Linked DNA regions of Homo sapiens: regions 1, 2, 3 and 5 are each linked to region 4. Evidence: chromatin contacts called from ENCODE Hi-C or POLR2A ChIA-PET data. All regions are on one chromosome and are shown on one strand. The core of a region is the stretch at or near the end of the contact, and the rest is flanking DNA. Distances in the headings are between cores, read along the strand shown. Region 1 has its middle 290 kb from the start of LINC01985. Region 2 has its middle 250 kb from the start of LINC01985. Region 3 overlaps TGFBR2 (transforming growth factor beta receptor 2). Region 4 overlaps LOC101927995 (a long non-coding RNA gene). Region 5 has its middle 27 kb from the start of TGFBR2.

Evidence for each region. A loop is a pair of places that touch in the nucleus more often than their neighbours do. ChIA-PET counts read pairs that join two places held with the same protein, here RNA polymerase II (POLR2A). Pooled maps may share reads with other maps.
Region 1: a map of heart right ventricle shows a loop between it and region 4 (2.2-fold over the local background). The contact joins two enhancer-like sites. A Hi-C loop is called at or near these places in 3 of 168 maps with a recorded cell type or tissue (cardiac septum, heart left ventricle and heart right ventricle). POLR2A ChIA-PET finds 5 or more read pairs at or near these places in 1 of 52 experiments (MCF 10A).
Region 2: a pooled map shows a loop between it and region 4 (2.1-fold over the local background). The contact joins two enhancer-like sites. A Hi-C loop is called at or near these places in 2 of 168 maps with a recorded cell type or tissue (Caco-2 and sigmoid colon) and 2 of 50 pooled maps. POLR2A ChIA-PET finds 5 or more read pairs at or near these places in 1 of 52 experiments (T-cell).
Region 3: a loop to region 4 is called in a map with no recorded cell type, with 2.1 times the contacts of the local background. The contact joins two enhancer-like sites. A Hi-C loop is called at or near these places in 2 of 37 single-sample maps with no recorded cell type. POLR2A ChIA-PET finds 5 or more read pairs at or near these places in 2 of 52 experiments (CD4-positive, alpha-beta T cell and activated T-cell).
Region 5: a map with no recorded cell type shows a loop between it and region 4 (2.0-fold over the local background). The contact joins two enhancer-like sites. A Hi-C loop is called at or near these places in 1 of 168 maps with a recorded cell type or tissue (heart left ventricle), 1 of 37 single-sample maps with no recorded cell type and 2 of 50 pooled maps. POLR2A ChIA-PET finds 5 or more read pairs at or near these places in 1 of 52 experiments (activated B cell).

What each region holds. Positions count from the first base shown.
Region 1 is chr3:30,230,452-30,235,038 of GRCh38, reverse strand. No RefSeq gene overlaps it. Among named protein-coding and RNA genes, the nearest start is that of LINC01985, 290 kb to the left of the region's middle. Within about 2 kb of position 2,687, at least 4 of the 41 ENCODE cell types and tissues checked have a DNase peak (open chromatin) inside an H3K27ac peak, as active enhancers do; they include heart right ventricle, where a contact is called at or near this core.
Region 2 is chr3:30,267,550-30,271,770 of GRCh38, reverse strand. No RefSeq gene overlaps it. Among named protein-coding and RNA genes, the nearest start is that of LINC01985, 250 kb to the left of the region's middle. RefSeq lists an enhancer at 809-978. Within about 2 kb of position 1,835, at least 2 of the 41 ENCODE cell types and tissues checked have a DNase peak (open chromatin) inside an H3K27ac peak, as active enhancers do.
Region 3 is chr3:30,656,035-30,660,688 of GRCh38, reverse strand. All of the region lies in intron 3 of TGFBR2 (transforming growth factor beta receptor 2), which reads right to left. Among named protein-coding and RNA genes, the nearest start is that of TGFBR2, 52 kb to the right of the region's middle. Within about 2 kb of position 2,073, at least 20 of the 41 ENCODE cell types and tissues checked have a DNase peak (open chromatin) inside an H3K27ac peak, as active enhancers do.
Region 4 is chr3:30,434,399-30,438,982 of GRCh38, reverse strand. The region is part of intron 4 of LOC101927995 (a long non-coding RNA gene); the gene reads right to left. The region is part of intron 3 of LOC105377013 (a long non-coding RNA gene); the gene reads left to right. Among named protein-coding and RNA genes, the nearest start is that of LINC01985, 82 kb to the left of the region's middle. Within about 2 kb of position 1,607, at least 10 of the 41 ENCODE cell types and tissues checked have a DNase peak (open chromatin) inside an H3K27ac peak, as active enhancers do; they include heart right ventricle, where a contact is called at or near this core.
Region 5 is chr3:30,577,155-30,581,619 of GRCh38, reverse strand. No RefSeq gene overlaps it. Among named protein-coding and RNA genes, the nearest start is that of TGFBR2, 27 kb to the left of the region's middle. Within about 2 kb of position 2,964, at least 7 of the 41 ENCODE cell types and tissues checked have a DNase peak (open chromatin) inside an H3K27ac peak, as active enhancers do.

The DNA.
Region 1 (4,587 bases), core at 1,438-3,937, 210 kb after region 4:
ATACAGAATCTCTTCTAAAATTTACAGATAACAAATAATGTCATGGACTAGAGCAAGAGTATATCTACTCTGCCCACTACCAAGATGTAGGCTTAGAAATTGTGTGTAGTGGGTCACACTAGATGTTTTCAAAAATGGATTTAAGAAAGGATTTTTAGACTCAAGCTTCTTAGTAAACAAAAACCTTATTAATTTCAGAAAAGAACTCCATGAATCCTGGTTGCATGCTTCAGATCAACGGGGAAGAAAAAAGTAAAAATTACTTCAGAACAGTCTACTTTTATAATATCTTCAATGAAACAAAAGTTATATAGCCTTGAACTTTTAAAATTTTATTTGAACACATGTTATGAGGACAAGGTGGTAGCAGCTTGCTTCTTCTATCTGCTTTTGATCCATTTCTGGCATCTGTCATGAATATAACTCTCAGTCACAACTGATTGAAGCATTAGTATTATGGAGTGAGTTCATAGATCACAAACAATAAAAAGCTATTTCTAATGGTGCTTGGTGATAATTTTGTTAAGAGATATTCAAAGGTTGCTATTAAGACTTGTTTATTTTAAATTGTGAAATAAATGAGCACATTTCCCAGAAGTCTTTAAATATTAACAATGAGAATGCTTTGGTGGTTTTAAATTATCTTCTGCTTGACAGTGCCAAAGCTACTTCCTGAACATCACATCAGATAATTCCTGACCCCAGGGTTCACCCGTTTATACTAAAATTATCAAGTCTTACAACTTAAAGAAACATGAATAAATGTTAAATTCAGCGCACTTACTCTAAAGAATTCCTTCCTAAAATGGGAATATTTCCAGTCAATTATGTGTAGCTAAAATGAGTAGTGGCTGTTAGAGAAAGACCTTTCAAATATTTTTCTTTCTGATATCTTGATTCATTCATCAAATATTTATTGCATGCATACCACATGCCAAGCTCTATATTTGTTTGTTTATTTTGCCTTATTTATCTAAAATTAATCAACTGAGAAGGTGAAATGTTTGTCCCACCATCAGCTTGCTTTACCTTTTTCATGAGGCTGTTATTGTACTGCTTGTTTATGATAATTTTAATTTTAGTCTGTTTTTGTTGTTCAACCAAGACCATTAATTGGTTTGGAATACAAAATCAAAATGAAAATGAGATTTTAAAAATTCTAAGTAAATAAATGTGAAACATAAATAACTACAAACACACCCTTTCTGTAAATATTCCTATAACATCAGGCAATGTTTGGAAAACAGATCTGATGAAGAAAATGAAGGATTTACAGATTATCCATCTGCCTCAGCCCAACCTTTTAATGGTTCAGAACAAAGAAACCCCCAAAGGGGTTGGGAGTGGGGCTTGGGCACTTAATAGCCTACTGGGGTGGAAGAACATCAGCCTCCTTGCACCTTCCTTCATCATGTACTTGAGGAAGGATTGTATGGAGCCAGCTCATGGAGCCCTCACCCACCTTCCAGCAAGACCAAGTTAAAACACATCCCATAATTTCCTACATTAGCCTCTTAGAACAAACGTTCTTAACCTGGGGCCCTTGGACTGAATTCAGCAGTGTTTAACTTGGTTGGAAAGAAAATGACATCTAATTTTTACTAATCTCAAACTCATACTTAGTACACCTTTTAATTATGAATGCAGCAACAAGGCACAGTAGTATTGACAGAATATGACTTTGTCATAGATATTTTTATATAACATTATAGTTGTTGCAGGCATTTCCAAATATAGTTGACACCTATCATTACTTCAGAATTATAGGAGCATTAGCCTTGCTTCTAGAGATTGTCATTCAATGCCTGAATAAAAAAGCACATATACAACTATATCTCACATTTCCTTTTCTTACTTACCATTTTGTTACCTGCATCTAAGTATAACTGGTTGCCTTTATCATATGTAAAATATAATAATGATGATGATGATACTAAGAGCTTCGAGTTTAGAAGGAGACAAAAACCAAAAACATATGATTAAAAAAAAGTCTAAAAGAAAAAGACCACTTGAGTTTTTGCCCCAAAAGCCCTCCATGTGCCCCTCAAATGGACTTGCACAGGAATCACCTGGAATATCTTGTTAAAATGCCTAGTTTGAGTCAGCAGGCCTGGGGTGACAGACACTAATTAGCATTGCTAAGCTCCCAGGTGAAACTGATCTGCTGGTCCATGGATGATACTAAGCAGTAGTGGTAAGAGTGTAAGTCTTACAATTTATGGCCTCATCTTTCAGAATGTTTCTTTTTGTTTTTTCCTTTCTCCCACCTAGTACTGAGTTACACATAGTATTTGTAAAAGCTGACACAAGTTGATATGGTTTAGCTGTGTCCCCATCCAAATCTCATCTTGAATTGTAGTTCCCATAATCCCCATGTGTCATGGGAGGGACCGAGTGGTGGGTAATTTAATCAGCAGGCGTTTACCCTTATGCTGTGCTTGTGATGATGAGTGAGTTCTCAGAAGGTCTGATGGTTTTATATGGGGCTTTTCCCCTCTTGCACTTTCTTCTCTCTCCTGCCACGATGTGATGAAGGACATATTTGCTTCCCCTTCCACCTTGATTGTGTTTCCTGAGGCCTCCGCAGCCTTGCAGAATGGTAAGTTAATTAAACCTCTTTCCATTATAAATTACTCAGGCTCGGTTATGTCCTTACAGCAGTGTGCAAACGGACTAAACCACAAGTTTACGTCACAAATTTTTGAAATGGTGTTTTCTGGCTGGCTGGCCAGATTACAAGCATTGTGTCATGAACAGAACAGCAAATATCTCTAAGAAGCTTGAAAGCAAAATGATGCACCACTAGTCCAAATAATTAACATGAGTGTTGATAGCACCCTCTTTTAATCAAGTTGGTCTGATGGGTTTTCCTGGTGCAAGATTTCAACAAGAATACAAGGCTGGTGGTATTCAGTGGAGGGGTTTTAAAATCAAACCTAATAACCAGAATCCCTGCCCCCTTCGGAAACAAAGAATCACAATAGAGGCTTTTAAAAAGCTCTGTGCATTATTCCCAGCTTAGCTAAGTATGGGCTTGATTAGTTGAATGGCCTTTATTTTCCCGCATTTCCTATCATTGGAAACATCTGTGGAGAGGAAAGATGGTTATCAAGGCAATTGACCATTGTCACAGTTTAGTAGTCCCTGATGGCTTTTTCCAAACCCTTCTCTAGGGCTTTTGTTTCCCAAAGCAAATTGGTAAACATCTGGTCTATCCAAGCCAAACTCTCATGCTGCATTTACAATCATGCCACTTTCACTTTCAGCATCTGCTGGTCACTAATTCATGCAGTAATCCTTTAAAGACAGGGCCCCAGGGCTTCTCTTTTGGCCAGTTCTGGACATTTCATTTCTCTGGTGGCTCATGTAAGTTTTGCTCAACTTGCTCAATAGCTCAGTCTCCTAAGTCAAATAAATTTCTCCCAACCACAAAATGTAAGATACTTCAGAACCAAAAACCAGAGGGAATTAAACCAGAAATTTAAGGATGGCCTGGGCAAGAGTGACTGTTTTCAAGAATTAAAACAGTTCTGTTGAGTTACCCACAACACCTGCTCCTCTGACCCAGTTACCAGATCCTTAGTAACTCAAATCCCTGTTACCACAGCCTCGGTCCAAGTGTCATAGTCTGCCACCCTCCACCTGGGCCCCAGGCCCTCTATGTTATATTTTCTGATTTTTCCAGCACCCTGCTATAATTTTCCATGGTCTTCCACAGACTGCAGTTAAAGATTCTTCATTACTGGAGCATCTCCTTCCATTTGTACTCTGGCCTTTCACATTGTTTCTTCTCTTCTCCAAATCCAGTCAACCCAAACTGCTCATAGGTCCCCAAAACCCCATATTATCATTTATCCATGTGCCCAGCTCTTCCCTTTGCCTGGAATGTGCCATCTCCTTATCTACCTAAAAAAAGTAAAAGAAAAAATCTGAATCTCTGAGTTAAGGAGTTTTTGGTGAAAACCTTTTGTTCACTTTGCAAAGGAAGATTGTTTTTCACTCATGTCTAGATCTTGTTCATGGTATCACTGTGACTCTTATCACAGTGCTGCACAGTTTATTTCATTGATAGGATATTCAGCTACACTTTGAGCCATTAGAACATCCAGGTTGGTTTTATTCCTCTTATTCCCAGATGCTAGCACAGTGCCTGGCACGTTGGAGGCACTTCGTCAATGTCCATTAAATGGTTGATGGATTATTTAGTTGATTTATGTTTTTCTCTCTTTTTTTGTTCTTTAGCTAAGTGAAGAAAGAAATCACTCATAGGGTAGAATACAACCATGTTGGCATGTCCACAGCTATGTGAAATAAAGATTTGGGTCATTGTTAGCATCATGAGGAGAAGCAGGGACATTTATAAAGGAACATCTGAGCAGTGATCTTTTATTTTCTGTCTGACATTGCTAGATAGAAAAATTTCACTTGACCTTCAAGTATTATTTATTCGCCTCAAAGACAGCTGGGCTCCGTGTGTGTAGGCAGGCATGTAGAATTTTGGAGAAGGGAATATGATTAGATTATTGTTACTTGGATGATTTGCTTATTATGTTTCTCTGTAGTCACAGTTAAGAGTTTCATACGTGA
Region 2 (4,221 bases), core at 586-3,085, 170 kb after region 4:
GAATTTTACTGTCCACACACAGCCACCACCTAGCTTCATTGGTTTGACTCCTCTTCTGTTCCTCTTAGCCTTGCTTCTTAATCCTTCTCTTCTGCATTGTCCAGGGGTTCAAACTGTATCTTCTATTATGTAGAGCAACTCCATCCCATCCTACCTTGTAGTTTTGTTACTTGGCCACACTGATACCCAGCAAGGAGTGTCCTGTTTCTCTTTGGTTTATTAAAGCATTTTCTCAGATGAAGATATTTATCTCCCAAGAGATTTCTATTGTACACTGCTTAAAAAAATTCTCTCTCTGCATAGGTTATTTTCCTTCTTTATTCAAAGATGCAGACTTTTTCCTATATTTTAGCATTTCTGAAATCCTGATGACTGTGTGTATATATAATAATAGTGAATTCTTTTGATGGTGAAGGGATTCTGGGTTTGAGCAGTTGAAAGGTAGTGATGATGACTCAAATAACTTTTAAAAAAAAAAAAAGAAAAAAGTTTGCTTTTGTCTTCTCTGCATTAAATGGCCAACGTGTTTGTAACTGAGCCAGATTGTTTTCCTCTGTCCTAAGAGGGTAGTTATTTCTTATTTTAGAGGGTTGTTAATCCCAGTTTTGTCATCTGTTGGGTCTTCAATTCTGATGAATCTTATATCGTATATGGCCATTGCATCTGCACATACATGCTCAGATACTGTGACTTAGTGAAGATACGAGACCACATAGACTACAGGTTCAAAGTACCTGCTGCCTAATAATGTAGGTTTTGACACTCACCTCAACTTGGCAGTTTCAAAGAAGAAAAGTCATTCTGTGAATTAATTGCATGGCAGCAAAGCTTCTGTAGAAGAATCAGAAAACTACTTTTGAAAATGTCAAATAAGGCCAGGTGTGGTGTTTCATGCCTGTAATCCTACCACTTTGGGAGGCCGAGGCAGGTGGATCACGAGGTCAGGAGTTTGAGACCAGCCAGACCAACATGGTGAAACCCTGTCTCTACTACAAATACAAAAATTAGCCGGGCATGGTGGCGTGTGCCTGTAATCCCAGCTACTCAGGAGGCTGAGGCAGGAGAATTGCTTGAACCCGGGAGGTGGAGGTTGCAGTGAGCCAAGATAGCACCATTGCACTCCAGCCTGGAGTGAGACTCTGTCTCAAAAAAAAAAAGAAAAAAGAAAAAGAAAAGAAAATGTCAAAACAGAATTTGCAACCTAAGATTTCTAGAGTTACTGCAAAGAGATCTTGAATCGTTATTGCCAGAAGTGCCTACCAGGCAATAATACTAACTGTAACACAGAAAACAAGTAATTATATGACCATTTGGATTAAGGAAAATGGATATGCATTCTGTAAGAAATGTTTGTAAATGATAAGAAGGAAATGTACTATATTCCTTATGGACCCATTGCAGCAGACGCTGCCATTACTCCATCTATTTCCCTTGGACCTGTCAGTGCCCTCATGCTGACATCCATCAGCCTGAGTCTGCATCTTTGTGCATGAGGACTTATTTTCTCAGAGTCACGGAAGTTTTCTCTTCCTAGAAGCATGAGTCACAGGCCAGAGATCCAGGTAATTAATGATCCTCAGGAGCAGTTCTCAACCATTCGCTCTCTGGAATATATGCACGAATACCCAAGTTCCCTCACCCCTTGAATGGGATAATTCCAAAGTATTTGTTTTCCTCCGCTCTCCAAAAGTTTCTCCATGGAGTTAATTTCCCTTCGTTCTTGTGCAAGGTGGCTCAATAATCACCCTTTACGGACAACTTTTCCTTTCCTCTTTCACTTCCTCATTCACTTGCTCTCACTTTCTCATTCACTTGCAGTTAATAGATATGTCTCTAGTCTGCTTTTGGGAACCGAACCGTGGCACCCACCATCAGACTTAGACATTTTTGGTGTTTGTACATGCAGTACTCTTTTTGAAACACATGAATGTTAACTTTAAGATTCTTTGTTGATGACCTTGGCTGCCAAAAGCGAGTTGTCATTAGTCTTTGTAGTATCCATGTGCAATACCCAACAGACATGTTATGATGAAGTCAAGTAAAAATTAGCTGATGTCATTTTCTCTTTTTATTCCTGCATTATTTTTATGTGGCTTTTGGGTTGGTCTATGAACATTGTCAAGAAACCTCACGGTTTTAAAAATACTCAGTTTTAGTTATTTATTTCAATGTCTGTGAATTTACAACCTTGGCAAGTGCTTTATGTTTATTTTTAATGGCAGATATCTATTTTAATGTGGACATTTTAAAATGCTGACATATCTACATTGTGTAGAATATGATCATTAACTTGTAACCAAGGTGTGATCTCATATTATTACCTCTCCCTTTGGTTGAAAAAAAAAAACCTAAGTTTTTATTATTTCCCTCCAAGAATAAGTCAGACAATTGGTTAAAAATTTTAAAAGGTAATAAAATAATAGTAATTTTTTAAAACTAAGAAGCTGATATTTCTACAGTGCTCTTATAATCAATAGTTTCTTAAAATTGAGGACATGCATGCATACATTTTACTAGCAGTTTGTGCATATTATAAGGTTTCCTTTATAAGAGTATAAAGAAAAAAACTCATAATCCCAATGCTCAAATACAAATACTATTAACATTTTTAATAGGTTTCTAAACATCTTTTTTGTGTTTATACTCATATTTTTTGGCATTAATAAGGTCATGTAATATATGTTGTTTTATAAACTACTATATTCACCTGATAATGCTTCACGAATGTTTTTCTGTATTACCTCCTCTTACTCAAAATGGTACATCTTCTTTTAGAGTAGATGCTATGCAGAGGATGAATATATGATCTGATTGAACGTACTTTCTGTTTCGAAGTGGCATCTTCTGCCAACAGCATCTGAAATATTCATTGTTGTATTTATTATTTGTAGTTTCTAGCTTTTTGGAGAAGGAGAACATCCAAGGATGTATATGCAAATATTTTGCCCCCGCAACAGAGTAATTAACTTTCTAGTGTATCTATTTACCTTAATGTGCTATCCAAACTTGCTACAATCCTATCAGCAGGAACTGAAGAGAGGTAAAACAAACTGGTTTTGAATTTTGACTCTTGGCTCACCAGGACAGGCTCAGGCAGATCCCCAATAGTGAAGGCCCTAGAACAGTTAGAGAGCATGAAAATCTAACAAACCAACAAAAACAAAAGTGGGACCATTATTCCTCTAACTTATTATGTTAGAATTATGTAAACCTCGGCTAGTTTCGTAAGCTCTTTGGTCATTTGTTTCATTCACTGGTACCAAGAGGAGGCTGGATTTTCTCTGTGAACATTTTGCTTGCCAAGAAAATGAGTTGACCTGTCTTTGCTTCCAGTACATTGTCATGGACATACGTAGTTTCTCTTTGCCTAGTTCTTTCTCCTGATAACATAACCCATCTCCCGCTTTTGGAAAACCACACCTTTCCTATTGTCTACCATGCAGCTTGTGTGGGGGTAACCCTACCTCTGGCTCCAGAGCTGAGCATGTTAACAAGCCTGGCCAATGAAAATACTAAATCCCTTTTATCTTAGTGATTGGTTCGGGAGTTGACATGTAACCCAAGTCAGCCAATGAGAACTCTGCTTGGGAAAAAGTATCTCTTCATTCAGTCTGCAAATCTGGCAGAAGGTAAGTCTGGAGCTGCTGATGGCCATCCTTGCCATTACTTGAGGAGGGTCTATGGAGAATAAGGTAATAAATAAACACACAGGAAAGCAGGGCCTACATAGATTGAGATCCTTTCATCTGACTTATGTCTGAAAGTTTTTCAAGAGAAAGAAGCCTTTGGGCTGTAACGGCAACAGTGGTCCATACAGAGTGTGGCAGTTATACAAGGAGGTAGCCAGATCTCAAGGAGACAGGAACCTGGCCATGCACTTTCCACATTCAGCAGTGATTCCCAGACTTCAGACGTGCCATGAATAATCTCTGGTTTAAAGTAAATCTGATCATATTGTTTAGGTTCAAAGAGAGATCCTAGACCAGCAGCATCAGCATCATCTGGGAACTTACCTGAAATGCAGATTCCAAGGCCATACTCCAGACCTACTAAATCAGAAATGCAGCAATCTGTGTTTTTAATAAACCCTCCAGGTGATTATGATGCACATTCAAAACCGGTGGAAATGAAGAGCAGGGAAAAGTGCCTTCCCTATGAGTTACCTGATGAAACTTGAATTTATTGCTTACAGATGTTTTAAGTCAAAGGTAATTCAGCCAG
Region 3 (4,654 bases), core at 824-3,323, 220 kb before region 4:
TAATATCCCCTCTTAAAGTGTCTTGCTATTCCTCCAAGGATGGGGTAAAACAGGTGTTGGTTTTTCTCCTCCTCTAACCTTCGAAGGCATAATTTTGGCTCCTTCCTGTGGTAGCTGCCATTCTTTAATTGTTACCGTCCCTTTCCAGGCTACAGGGGGAACGTGACGAAAAATATAAAAAGATTTGGCAGAACAAACTGTCTTGAGTCCAGTGGTTCCCAATGTGGGCTGCATATTAAAATATCTTGAAGAATTAAAAAATAATTCCTGATACCAGGCCCCAGACCAATTAAGTCAGAAACTGCAGGAGTAAGACCCAGTTAATGAGTAGTTTTTAAAGCTACTCAGGTGTTTCCAATGTGCAGCCAAGCCTAAGCATAACTACATCAGCCTGGTGGAAGAAACAGGTATTTCGAATAGGATGGGGCCTGGAAAATGAAAGACATGGGAATAATTTTAATGACTACATTTCAGAGAAATTGTTCTTGACATTGGAACCAACTATATCCTCTAATTAGGCAACAAAAGGCATATATATGTATATTTTTAAAAGTAGATAAGCAAATATAAATTATTTCTCTAAAAGTTAACATGTTTTTAAAAAAAAGCATAATTTGTAATGGCAAAATTGATATTTTCCACAACAGGTAACATGCAGGAGCGATTTAGAATACAAAAGGACTTTCCAAAGGCAAGTCATCCAGATGTCCAAATGGTGGTGAATACAGCCTCTGGAGTATACGTGGGTGGAAATAAAAGTCAATTTCACAGTGGTTAGCCACCTCCCTGAGCCTTTTTTTTCCCCTGGTGGGACACTGAGACACTCGCAAAGCAGCAAAAGGTCTCAGTGGACCCTTCTTGCCATTACTCATGGGTGTGGAGTTTATGGAACACATGGAGGCCGCAGTGGGAGAGACCTGAGGCTGCAGAGGAACCACCCGAACCTTGCTACAGCACCAGCAGTATGGGTCCGACTGCTTTCTTGGCCACTCATATCCAGTGGATGGAATTTGAGACAGCCTGTGTCCATACTAGATTCCACTCTGCTGATTCATACCAGAATGAGGTTCTAGAGTACAAATATTCACAACCAGAAAGCACATCTGGCCTCAGTGCAGCTTTGTTTACTTTGCTACTTAGGAAAAAAAAAAATCTTGAAAAGCGAGTTGCTTTTGCCTTAATTCAGTTCAAATACATTCTAAGCTTCCTTCAACTGAGTCACAGTGTCCTCTATCATGCAAAATCTTTATTATTTCCTTGGCCAGACATAGGGCCATATTGATGAATTCCAAGTGTGCTTTCTAACCAAGGCTGGTTCACAACAAAAAGCTGCTTCAGCTCTGAGTCATCACCTCAAATAACTGATTTCTCTTCTCAGGAATGAGACTAGCAACTTTAATCCATAATTTTCTTCCTCTTCTAACAACTTTTCTCAACCATATTTCCACACTTATTTTTTCTTCTGCATTTAGACCAGAAAGTAAATCTGGTTTGTTTCTTTTGAAACAAAAATGCACAGCTGGAAAGCCAGCTATTTTGAGGCGTGAGTGCACAGTTCCAAGGCAGCATACCTAAAATCCCCCAGAGCTACCAAAACACCATTTACTCTTTTCATTTCTTACATGCAAGAACTAATCATTTCCCCAAGAAGCCAGCTCCCTGGTGTTGGAGCTGAACAAACATAAAATGAGATTTGGGAGAAAGAGGGCAGCATTTCTAAGACTTCCCTTACTCGGAAAACAACGGAAGTCAACAAAATGCTCAATGCATGCGATCAGTACACAGAGTGGGTTTGCTGGATGGTGTAAAGCAACGACATTAAGGACACAATGGGTCCAGAGGGAACCAGCTGGCTGAGATGTTCTGCTAGCAAGTTAAACATAGACAGGAAACCGCGTGTCTGATACTGTAAAAAAATAATTTGTCTTCCTGCCAGAGATAGGCTAGCAAACCAAAAAGGCTGTTTTCACTTAAAAGAAATGCTACAACAATGAGAGAGGAAGGAATGAAACTTTGTGGCTACAAGAAGTCTTCTTCTCTGCCCCTCTCTCAACATCTCAGGTTAGAGGGCACACATCACCACACTAAATGCTAAAGCCTGCACATAGCTTGCGAGTCAGCAACGTGCACCACTGGGCATACATCTTATGGTCTGCTTCCCTATTTAACCACATAGATTGAACTTTGAGTCAGAAGTGGTTACTCAAGTCCTGGTTTCTAAGCTAGCAAGATATAATTGATTTATTTACTTACAGTCCTATCCCATTCCCAAAAACAACAACAACGACAACAACAAAAAACACAGTGAAAGAAGATACAGTCAAGACAGGAGCTATAATTATGACAAATGGAATATAAATGTGAGAAAACAGGGTAAAAACTGGTAAGCAAGAGTGATATTAGTATGCTAAATGTGTAGGTACATATTTGCTAGAAGCATGATTCAGATTTGACTCTAAGCTTTTCTGGTAGTTAGCATTTGAGAGAGAAACACAAAAACCATGAATATCTCTATCAGGGGTTGGCCTGAGCCCTGTTTTTGTAAATGAAGTTGTACTGGAACACAGCCACGTCCAATCACTTACACACTGTCTGTGGCTGCTACCACAGAAGAGTTGAGTAGCTGTGACAGAGACTCTGCCCTGCAAAGCTGAAAATATTTACTATCTTGCCTGTTATCAAAGAAGTTTGCAGACCCCTGCTCGGTATGCTTCAAAGTGTCCTTAAGATCAGAGGCAAACAGGTCGTCATGAGGAGAACACCTTTCTAAAACAGAGAGCCAAAATAAATGTCTCCTGGCTTCCTCATGAAGATAACAATACAATGCAGTGAACAGCATCCTCCACATTCTTTACAGTAAACATACCACTTTGATTCACAGGACTCCTTATAATGGGGAGCACCTCAATAGGACTCAGGTGGAGGAATTTGCAGGGAAGAGGAGAATACATGACGTTGGTACAAATCTCCTCACTCATCCAGCTAAAGGCAAAGATAAGAAATTTGAATCTAGTGGAACAGTAATAACTATTTACAGTCAAAATTCATTAAGTGCTCACTCTGTGCCAGGTGCCGTGCCAAGTTCTCTACATAAATAAATACATTTATCCTCAAAATAATCCTATTAAAAGTATTCATTATTTCTACTCCCATTTTTCAGAGAGGTAAACAAGTAGTTACCCCAAGAACCAAGAGCTTACACACGGCTGAGCTGGGATCTGAACACAGGCAATCAGCAGGGAAGCCATGCTCTCAGCCCTGCCCTCTGTTGTCTTCCCAACAGATGAGCATCTTACTGGCCATCGTTTATACACATCATTTCTCACGGACATGGAAACAGTGTCAGCCTGAGGTTGTGCCTCTTGCCAAGGACATGCTCAGTGATGGGTCTGGGCTGCCGTTTGGCAAACAGAACAGGTAGCCTCTTATGTAAGTTGTGCAGCCTCCCATGGGTTAAGACTGATAAAAAAGCAAACACACCACCACCACGGGAATGTGGAAGGGTAAGGGTATTCCTTCTATAAGAGACAAGATTATCTGGTTCTTCTATGATTCTCCTACGGACAAAAAGTGAGGAACAAACTATGAGATCTTGGAAAATCCCAGCTCCTCTCTGGAGACCCACTTTTTTGTCATTAAAATGAGAAGTCTGGAGGAGCCAATTCACGGGTTTCACTTCATCATAAAAATGTAATGAGTCTATGAAACAAGACAACACACCTGAAAGTAGTTAGCACAGGTGCACACATTCAGAGTAGGCTGCAATCCAAGGCAGCGATCATCACTATAGTTGTTCTATGAGTTCCCACAGCCTAGGCCATGGGCTTGCCACCACCTTGCCTACATTTCAATTGGAAAAGGGGTGGGACCCTGGTCCTGCAAACAAACTACTGAAAGTCTAGGACTTGGGTCCAATGCTATCCCTTTCCTATATGGCCCCAGTGCCTCTCATTTTCTAGAATAAGCAGTTCAGTTCTAAGTTAGCAGGAAAAGCAAGATGGCCAAGATCCAGTCATTTGGGAGCTGGAAGTGGTCCAGCAGCATGCCTCCCTTCATCCTCCTTGGCTTACCATCTTGTTTTCCACGTACCCACCTTCAGCAGACAATCTTAGCAAACAACCCAAGAATGAACTGATTCAGGCCAACTCTTCTTAGAACCACACTATTACTCTCCAGGGCTTTCCAAGGCCACCAAACATCTCCTTCATTGATCCAGTTCAAAACAGTATCTTGTACAATGCATCTTGAAAACATTCGCAAATGTCTTCTTGTTTTGGGAAATATTAAGGGATAGTCCCACAGATAAACTAATACAAATACAATAAACTAACATGAACATGATCACAGAAACAAAAGAAATGCTTACTGAAAAGGTGTCTGATTTTCTCCACATTAAGATCCACACCAGAACAACATTTGTGGAGTATATTTAAAAAATAAACTATTGTCACTGCTGAAAAAGACCCACATGCCACTGGAGAGCTCTGTTACACAAGCTGACTGAGTAAAGTATATTTAGTTCATTTCCAAATGACCAGGCTTTAGACCAAATTTATTCCTCATGGGCCCATTAGCTCAGGGAGTTACCAGCATGAAGTTAATAAGACCTCCATCTCTGGTTCCATCCCTACCTGGTGAGTTCACACCAGTGCTT
Region 4 (4,584 bases), core at 358-2,857:
TAAATTATTTTTTATGAGGTACAACCCGTTTATACATAGAAACAAGAAAAGCAGATTTTGACATGGTTATTAATTACCCCAAAGCAATTTTTTAGTACTTTGACATTATTATTATTCTAAAGTCACTGTAGGAAATCACAGAAAAACTATTTCCCTTTAAAATGTACTGAGATAGTAGTTGTTTTAAAATATCTTCCAACTCTAAAAGATAGCAGTATTGCTTTACTCTAAAATTATGTCTCGATCTCTTTTGCATTTTTTCCTTAATTGTTCACTTTGTGGTAACAATTAGAATTCTGAAGAAAAGTAACCACAAGGAGATTCCTGGGGAAAAATAAATAGGAAGTTGATTCTGAAAACAGAACTCTTCTCTTGCAAAAGAGGCCATAGTTGGTGGTCCCAAACTCTTTATAGTTCCAATAAACAGACCTACACTTCAGAAAATGATCACCACCTGTAAGGTCAATGATCCCAATGACCATGAGATCATTACCACATAGAGGAAGATTTGGTTGGAATGGCATAAAAATTGAATTTATTGATAACTTAAATTCTTCCCATTATCAAAAAGGATGTGAGGTGGCATATAATAAAAGCCAGAGATGCGTAAGGGGATCAGATGAGGAACAGAAAGTCAAACCTGCTGAGGGCTATTCATTAACAGGCTAAGTGGCTGGCAGTTCTTGAGACAGCCTCTCCCACCCGATCCTTCTGAAGAGAGTTCTGATTCTTTTTGTAGGTAAATGATTGTTCATGCCAGAACATGGGAAACTTCTTTCCATCCCTCCCCACCCTCATTCTAATTTGAAGTACAACTCATATACAGTAAAATGTACAGATCATAAGTGTATAATTTGATATGATTTGACAAACGTAAGCATTCATTTGACCCAAATCCCAGTTAAAATACAGAAAATTTTCAGAAAATCCTTGTATCTACTACCTCCTAAGAAGTAATCTGTGGTGGAAGAAAATAATTTATACGTTTTTCCCAGTTACATGGCAACAATTTGGGGGCTTCCTTTAGCAGACACCAGGAGTAAAGAATATGTGAAACCATAGTGCTTTCAGTGGTCTTGGCTGATTGTTTAATAAATTTCTGAATTGTAATTATTACCGATGATATTAAATAAGCTCTGCGAATGAGATGCCATGTTCAGAATGCCTAGGACCTCAACATAAAACATTTCGTTTTCTTTCTGTGGGGCAATGGTGTTAATGTACATTAAACAGAATGGTCCCCAATGCCAAGGGTAGGAAATATTGGGAGCTACCCTTTTATGGTAAAAAAATGATTCTTCTGCTGGGTAAGCAAATAGCTCATAGCTCTCAAAGGAGGGAACTTAATTTAAGGAAGAATAAGCACTGGGGAATTAAGTTTCACAGGGGCAGCTGGGCAGAATTCTGTGTGTTTTTATAGCTGGCTCTTGAAAAGTCTTCAAGCTGGATATTTCATTCACACCATAGAGTGGCCTGGTCACATGACAGGCGTGCTGAAATTCACTCAACCAAGGTTTTGTCGAAAGGCTCCCAAATGCTGGTCTCCGGTTGATTTTAGGGCAAGCAGTTACTTAATATGCTGACTCTCTAGGGACTGAAGCAATACATAGACACCACCTACGGAATTCCACTCCCACCACTAGGCCTGTGAAAGCACTTGTTAGGGGGAAAGAGAGAGAGAGAGATTTATCCTGCTTTCTTAAATTAAAGATGCCTTTCCTATACTAGGGCCTCCTGAGAAACATGAACTTTCTTTAACTGCAGTTAGTGCCAGCAGCAAGCACCAGCAGGGGAGTTGTTTGGCTGAAACTGGGCTGAGGTGCTGCAGCTCATTTTAGATTAATAGGCTTCTCTGGTTTCATTCCCAAAGTTTCCACCAATAGATGTGGAAATTTTTCCAGTTCTAGAACCATTATCCCTACCCCTGGCTGTCTAGTATGTTTGTGTCTGCAAGAGTTGTCATTCGTTTATCTGGGACACATTGTTTTTTTTAAGGGATAAAAGATGAAAGATGAAAGGATGACAGTTTTTTTTTTTTCTTTTTCTTTTTTTGCTGAGAGAACGGTCTGACTAAAATTTTTTGGTATAGTTGAAGAAATTCCTTGTATAACTTTAAGAGTAACTTTATTATCAAGCCATTGCAACTAAGAAATGCTTAAGCCTGCCCAAGAAGTTCTTCAAGGATGTAGGTACAAAACTTTGAGGATACACTTTTGGCATTATTCATGAGGCACCATTGTGTAAGAAAACATACTAGACTGGGTGTCTGGGGGCCAGAGTTCTAATCTCAGCTTCGTCGCTAAATTGCTGTGTCACTTGCAAAGTGAGGGGGATTAGAAAGGGACATATTCTGAAGTCCTTTCCAGCTATAAATTCTTGTGGAGATAGATTACATCAAATCAGATTCAATTTCATGGGGATAGATTTAAAATTACAGGATTGGCAATAATGATGACCTGAGATTCACATCGAATTTGCCAACAGCAAATTGCATTATGAAATGTGATTTTGCATTTTTGCAATGGTAGAGTAGCTTATGCAGGCCCATCATTGTGCCTAGACATCTATAAATGCAGCATAAAACCAACCAAACAAAAAAACCCAAAACAAAAACAGCTGTTTGAAGGCTCTGAAGAGCAACCATGATTTTGAAGAAAACTGCATCATGATAATGCCAATAGTCCTAGTCAGTTTTCTCCTTGAGGCATTTACTAATTTGTAACAGGTGTAGGGCTGAGAAACCAGGCAGAAAGGTGACAGACAGCTCAAGACTTCGGCAGTCTCACTTGCCTGAGAAGACAAAAATTGGAGATCAAGGTTATTAAGTGAGCCAGAACTTGAGGGTTTAATGTCCCACAGGAAACAGAACTACGGAAACGTGAATCTAAAATTCTGTGTGCGCTTTACCCTGAAAGCATTTGCAAAATCGTAAATTGCATAAAGTGAAAGCAAGCAAGAAAAGCAGAGAGCAGCAGCTTGAAGCTAAAATATAAAGCCCAGCTTTTTAGCAGACTCACGATGCTGGTAAGACAGAATTTGAATTTCACGGCACTTCAAAGCAGGGTTCCTAGTAAGCATGTTAGGATCCTATCTGAGATGCCTGGGAAGCTTTATCCTGGGTGTAAAGCAAAACCTACAAATAGACTAGATCTCACAAAGACAGAAACTCAGGCTTGAATCATCTCAACTCCTGTTTAAATCAAGGTGATCTGCCTCTAATCTACTTGCCTGCCAGAAGAAAATCAAATTTTCTCTGAGGAAAACAGCATCTCACAGAGCCTCTGCAATATTTTAGTCACAATGCCCAGCATTCATTCAAAGTTACCAGATACGTCAGGAGACAGGACAAAATACATGTAAGCTAAGACAGAGCGAAAAATTAAAAAACAGTCAAGAGAGTGACCCGTAGGTAACCCATGTATCAAAATGATTAGGCGTGGAATTTAAAATAAATACAATATTTATGTTTAAGAAATTATGTGACAAAAATGGAAAAGCTCATCAGAGAACAGAAATCTATGAAAATGAATTAACATGTAATTCTAGAATTGAAAATTTTAATACCTGAAATTTAGAACTTAGGTGGGCTTAAGATCAAATTAGACACAGGAGAAGAAATTATTAGTGAACTGGAAAGAAAAGTAAGAAATATCCAGACTAATATACATGGAAAGTAAGAAAAAATTAAAAAGCACAGAAAAAAGCTCCTAAAGTGGAGACAGCCTCAACAGCAAAAAAGCTAAAACATGTGGCATTGACATTGAGATCAGGAAGTTTGTGGGGGCTTGAAGAACTATGAGGAGATTTTAGTGAAGACTGAAAAAGCGGTGACAAAATTCTTGGAGACTGAAAAAATGGTCATCCATGTTACACGGTGTCAAATGTTTGACAATACTCATCAATGATAATGTTGGACATAGAAAATGTATTTAGTAAACTCATGGAACCAGTGTGGGAGATTGATAGGCAGGATATTGAAAGTGTCATTGGTTTCTTTTACCTACGTATGATAAAGTACAAGAAAAGAAAGGGGAACTGAAGAAGGAACTGTTAACTTTTCAAGGAAAATTACAGAAAATACTTTAATAACTTAAGTAGCTAATAATATTTAATAATTTAAATAACTACAACCCTTTTCTCTAGACTGGATGGTATTGCCATATCAGGGCATATTCCCACTAAATGTTACCTTAAGATCAAAATCAAGTCTAGGGTGAAGCTGTAAGACACTTCATGAAGACACCAAACATGATTTAATGTGGAAGCATTTCAGATGCTCTCACTTAATGAAAAGAGATTCTAGTAATATTGGATGCGTGCTTCAAAAATCTTCTCTGCTAAACAAAAGAGCTTCTAAGTATCTTAAGAACATTGTTCCACAACACCCTAACAAAAATTATAAGATATAAAGGAGACAATATTAATGTGTTGATGTGTTTAATGAAGTGGCTTATAATTTGATAAATAAGAACCCCAATTTTAAATTTTAAAACCCACGATTTTAAAGGAGCTTTACCTGCTAGTACTGAAAGGAACACAGATGATTCAAAATGAAAAGAGGTCTCTGGGCTCCAACCTTCTCTG
Region 5 (4,465 bases), core at 1,715-4,214, 140 kb before region 4:
AGTCCCACCTTGAAGCAGGAAGGTGGTCTTCTGTACCCCTATGGTGGTCAGTCATTCGCTGAGGGTTAATTCAGGGATGAAAGACGTGCATAACTTCCAGCAGAGGGGAGTCCGGCTTCTCATCTGAAGGGAGAAATTCTTAGGAGGAAAGGACAGCTATTAACAGTGGCATGCTTTAGTTGATTAGGAGATCAGGGCAAGGCACCCGCAGCATCCCATACAGCTGCGTTTTTTTGTGGTTCTCTTGGACATGTACTCCTCTGGGTATGGATTTTATCTTCAGCATTTCCCCTCTCCCCTGGAAAACCTGCTTTTCTTATGCAGATCCTGGGAGAGTCCGAGTGTTAAATTTCCTATGAGTTCGCCAGGCGCAGTCGCTCACTCCTCTAATCCCAGCACTTTGGGAGGCTAAGGCGGGCAGATCACATGTGGCCAGGAGTTAGAGGCCAGCCTGGCCAACATGGCGAAACGCCATCTCTACTAAAATTACAAAAATTAGCTGAGCGTAGTGGCACCCGCCTGTAATCCTAGCTACTCGGGAGGCTGAGGCAGGAGAATCCCCTGAACCCGGGAGGCGGAAGTTGCAGTGAGCTGAGATCCACCACTGCACTCCAGCCTGGGTGACTCTTCTCGAAAAAAGAAAACAAAAATTCCTACGAGTCTCTCAAAAGAGTTAGGAAAACCTTCTCAGAAGGCCCCAACAAACTTCCTCTTGCTTCTTGGCCAAAATGTGGTCATATCATCATTCCTGAAGCTTTCTTTAATAAGGAGGATGGGATTAAATGTTGACCCATCAGTTTCACACCTTGGTATAAGATCAGCTCCCACCAAGGGAGAAGTGGAATATGGTGTCAGCCTCAAGGTACACAACTCACAGCGAGAGAAAGTCTGAGACACTAATTTGCGTTGAGATATAAACAATCCTTAATGGTTTCTAGGAAGGCTGTCTGTCAGGAATTTTTATCTCTTATAATGCAAAAAGGAGAGGATTTGGCCAAAGAATATTTTCACAGAATCTATTGTCACATAGAACAAATGTGAGATGTTACCTCTTTATTGTTCTAACAACTTAGTAGAAACAAAAAGAAGTTGTATTATATATAAGTATACACACACACGTATGAGCAAGTTTTATAGTTGATGAGCTGAAATTGTCAGTGGTTACCAGATCTTCTTAATATAAGAAAGTGTATACTTATATATCTGTGTGTATTTTTATTTTCCATTCACTCTATAAAGTGAAGCAGATTGCATCATGAATTAGAAATCCTGTTGTTTTGTTGTTGTTGTTGTTGTTTTTGGTGGTGGTATTTTTAATACAGGATCTCATTCTGTTGCTTAGGCTGGATTGCAGTAGCAGGATCATAGCTCACTGTAACCTCAAACTCCTGGGCTCAAGCAATCCTCCCACCTTAGCCTCCTAAGTAGCTAGGACTACAGGTGTGTGCCACCAGGCCTGGCTAAGTTTTTAAAAATGTTTTCTCACTATGTTGCCCAGACCAGTCTCAAACTCTTGGCCTCAAGCAGTCCTCCTGCCTTGGCTCCCAAAGTGTTGGACATACAGGCAAGAGTCACCACACCCTGCCACAGAGATCCTGGGTTTTGTCCTCAGCTGCACCGCTTACTAGCTGTTGTGATTCTAGTAAACTAATTTAACCTCTCTGAATTTCACTTTGTTTATTTACAAAATAAGGGAAAAGATTTATCCTGCTTAGAGAAGGGTATTGTGACACAGAGTTGATGAATGTCAAAGTGCCTTACAAAGTATATGTTCACATATTTTATGATTTATTTATTACAGTATTATTACAATGGGGAATTGATTTATGGCAATATGATCTATAACATTTCTGGAACTCCAATAATATTCCAGGTATTGGGCCTGATGCTTTCAAATATAGTATCTATGTGCCTTCTTGAATCTCAGGGCTAGACATGCACTGACCCAGAGAGCATGGTAAAAATGATGCCATGTGATTTGTCAAGGCTAGGTTATTAAAAACTGTTCAGCTTCCACCTTCTTTGCTGAAACACTCATTGTAGGCATTCTGAGCTCTATATAAGAAGTCTGACCACCCTGATGTCTCCATGATGGAGAGGCCTGGAGGAGAAATCACAAAGAGAAGCCCTGAGACTACATTGAGAGAGATGCCAATCAGCTTTAGCCATGAGTCATTCTGGCCCAGGTATCAGACCTGAAAGTGAAGAAGTCTCCAGAGAATTCTAGCCTCCAGCCATTCAACTCAACCTCAGCCATTTGAGTCTTCCAAGCTGCGGTTCCAGACATTGTGGAGTATAGTCAAGCCATGTTGGCTATGTCATCGGAACTCCTGACACAAAAAAATTCATGAGCGTAATATACTCATTGTTACACCAAGTTCTGGAGTGGTTTGTTATGCAATAATAAATAATCAAAACAGTTTATCAGTGAAGTGTTTTGATTAGTAAACCATAAAACTCTGCATCATCTCTGTCAACTGAAGAATGATGATGTTCATAAATTTGGAAAGGAGAGCATTATTTATTATAAAGCGTTGCAATCTGCAGGCTGGCCATCTTACAGGGAAGCCTCACTTCTGGCAAAAGGTGAGAGCAAGCACTTTGAGGGAGGGGTAAAGGGAACAGGAATTTATGCTGAGCATAGTGGCTGAATTTACACAGTCAATAACAGGAGGAGTCATAAATATTTCATGAAAGCAGAAACAAGGGCATGCACAACTGAGCTTCGTGCCTCTTCATGGGTTGCATGTTCAAAAAACGGCAGCCTTAGCATGATCCGCAGGCCAGGGTGTGGTGGGGTTGGCCCTCTGACATCAAAAGGTGAAGCAGAGGACACGAACACCATCACTGTCCATCCTCTGTGAGCCAGCCAAAACCAGTCTGGAGATGGTGGTCAGTTTTTAGGAAGGGATGCATTGTGAAACTGGTGAGCTGTCATGTTCAAACCACAAAGAGGGAGGGGGAGTCCAGTTGCAGCCTCAGATGACTAGCTAAAGGCAATAAAGGAATGAATCCTTTATTGCTAGTTTTCCAGAGTTTGTTTCTGCTTACTTCTTAGGAAAGAATTCTGGTTAAAGTTTAACAAGGAAGGGGCACACTGAGGCGTTTCCAACCTATGGTCCTGTTATAGCCAGGAACACAGTTTTGAAGGTTTCTTGAGTTGCCTTGGCCAAGAGGGAGTCTGTATAGTGGGTTGGGGGGTGGGGGATCTTATTTTTATTTCTCATCTCAATTTTTATAGATGGAAACTGGGAGTGAGAGAGCTTAAGTAACTTTTAGTCTTACTATTGATAATGGTAGATCCAGGATAGTAACTCAGGTCTGCCTTAAGGCAGAATCTATGTTTTTCTAACCACAGTGGGACTGACCTCTGGGGAACATGCATGGTCCGCCTGCTGAGTCCACAGGATGAAGAGGCAGAAGGAGAAACATGTTTTTGCTTTGGTGTATGGAGTTGCCTTGGCCAAGAGGGAGTCAGTTCAGTGGGTTGGGGGGTGGGGGATCTTATTTTTATTTCTTATCTCAATTTTTATAGATGGAAACTGAGAGTGAGAGAGCTGAAGTAACTTTCAGTCTTACTATTGATAATGGTAGATCCAGGATAGTAACTAATGTCTGCCTTAAGGCAGAATCTATGTTCTTCTAACCACAGTGGGGCCAACCTCTGGGGGACATGCTTGGCCAGCCTGCTGAGTCCACAGGATGAAGAGGCAGAAGGAGAAATGTATTTTTGCTTTGGTGTATGTTTGTCTCCAGGATGTCTGCTGGATGATCATCCAAGGAGCCCTCTGAATTTGTTATTATCTGCTTCAGACATCTTAATTAAGTGCTTTAGAGGCCTCTACCATACAATCAAAACTCTAAGCACTCTTCTCCCTATGAAAAAAAAAAGTAAACTAAAATTCCTGTCCACTGTTAAGATTCCAGCTATTGATTTCTGCTCATTTTTAACTTACTTTCTCTCTGAGAGTGCAAGTCCCCCAACAAGTGAAGAATAAATAAGAGCAAGTCAGTGCCACCTGGGTGAAAGAGGAGGAGGGCGTTAGAACACCCTGATAAGGGTCTGAGTTGATGGTTCAATAGGAGAAGGGTTAAGAGACTTGAAGTTAAAACTTGTTTGAACTTGCAAGACCCTTTTTTGAAACTCTAGGAGAAGGCCTTTCATTTCTCAGTGAACCTTGCTTCACATATACTCTCACAATAAGAATAAGAAAAATAAAATTTAAGAGAGAGAAAACATGAAAGCAAAAGGATGTCAAATATTGAATATTTCATTAACTTTTTAAACAGAAAAAGAATTTTCTCCCTCAATTTTATTAAATAAAGGGACTGGCCCAGAGATCCCATGTGATATATTTGAGGTGGCAGATAACTTATGGAGGCAGCGCCTGGAGAAGAAGGCTCAATTCTATCTCTTGCTTTCACACTATATTGTCCATATTTATTTTTATCCCATGCAATTGCT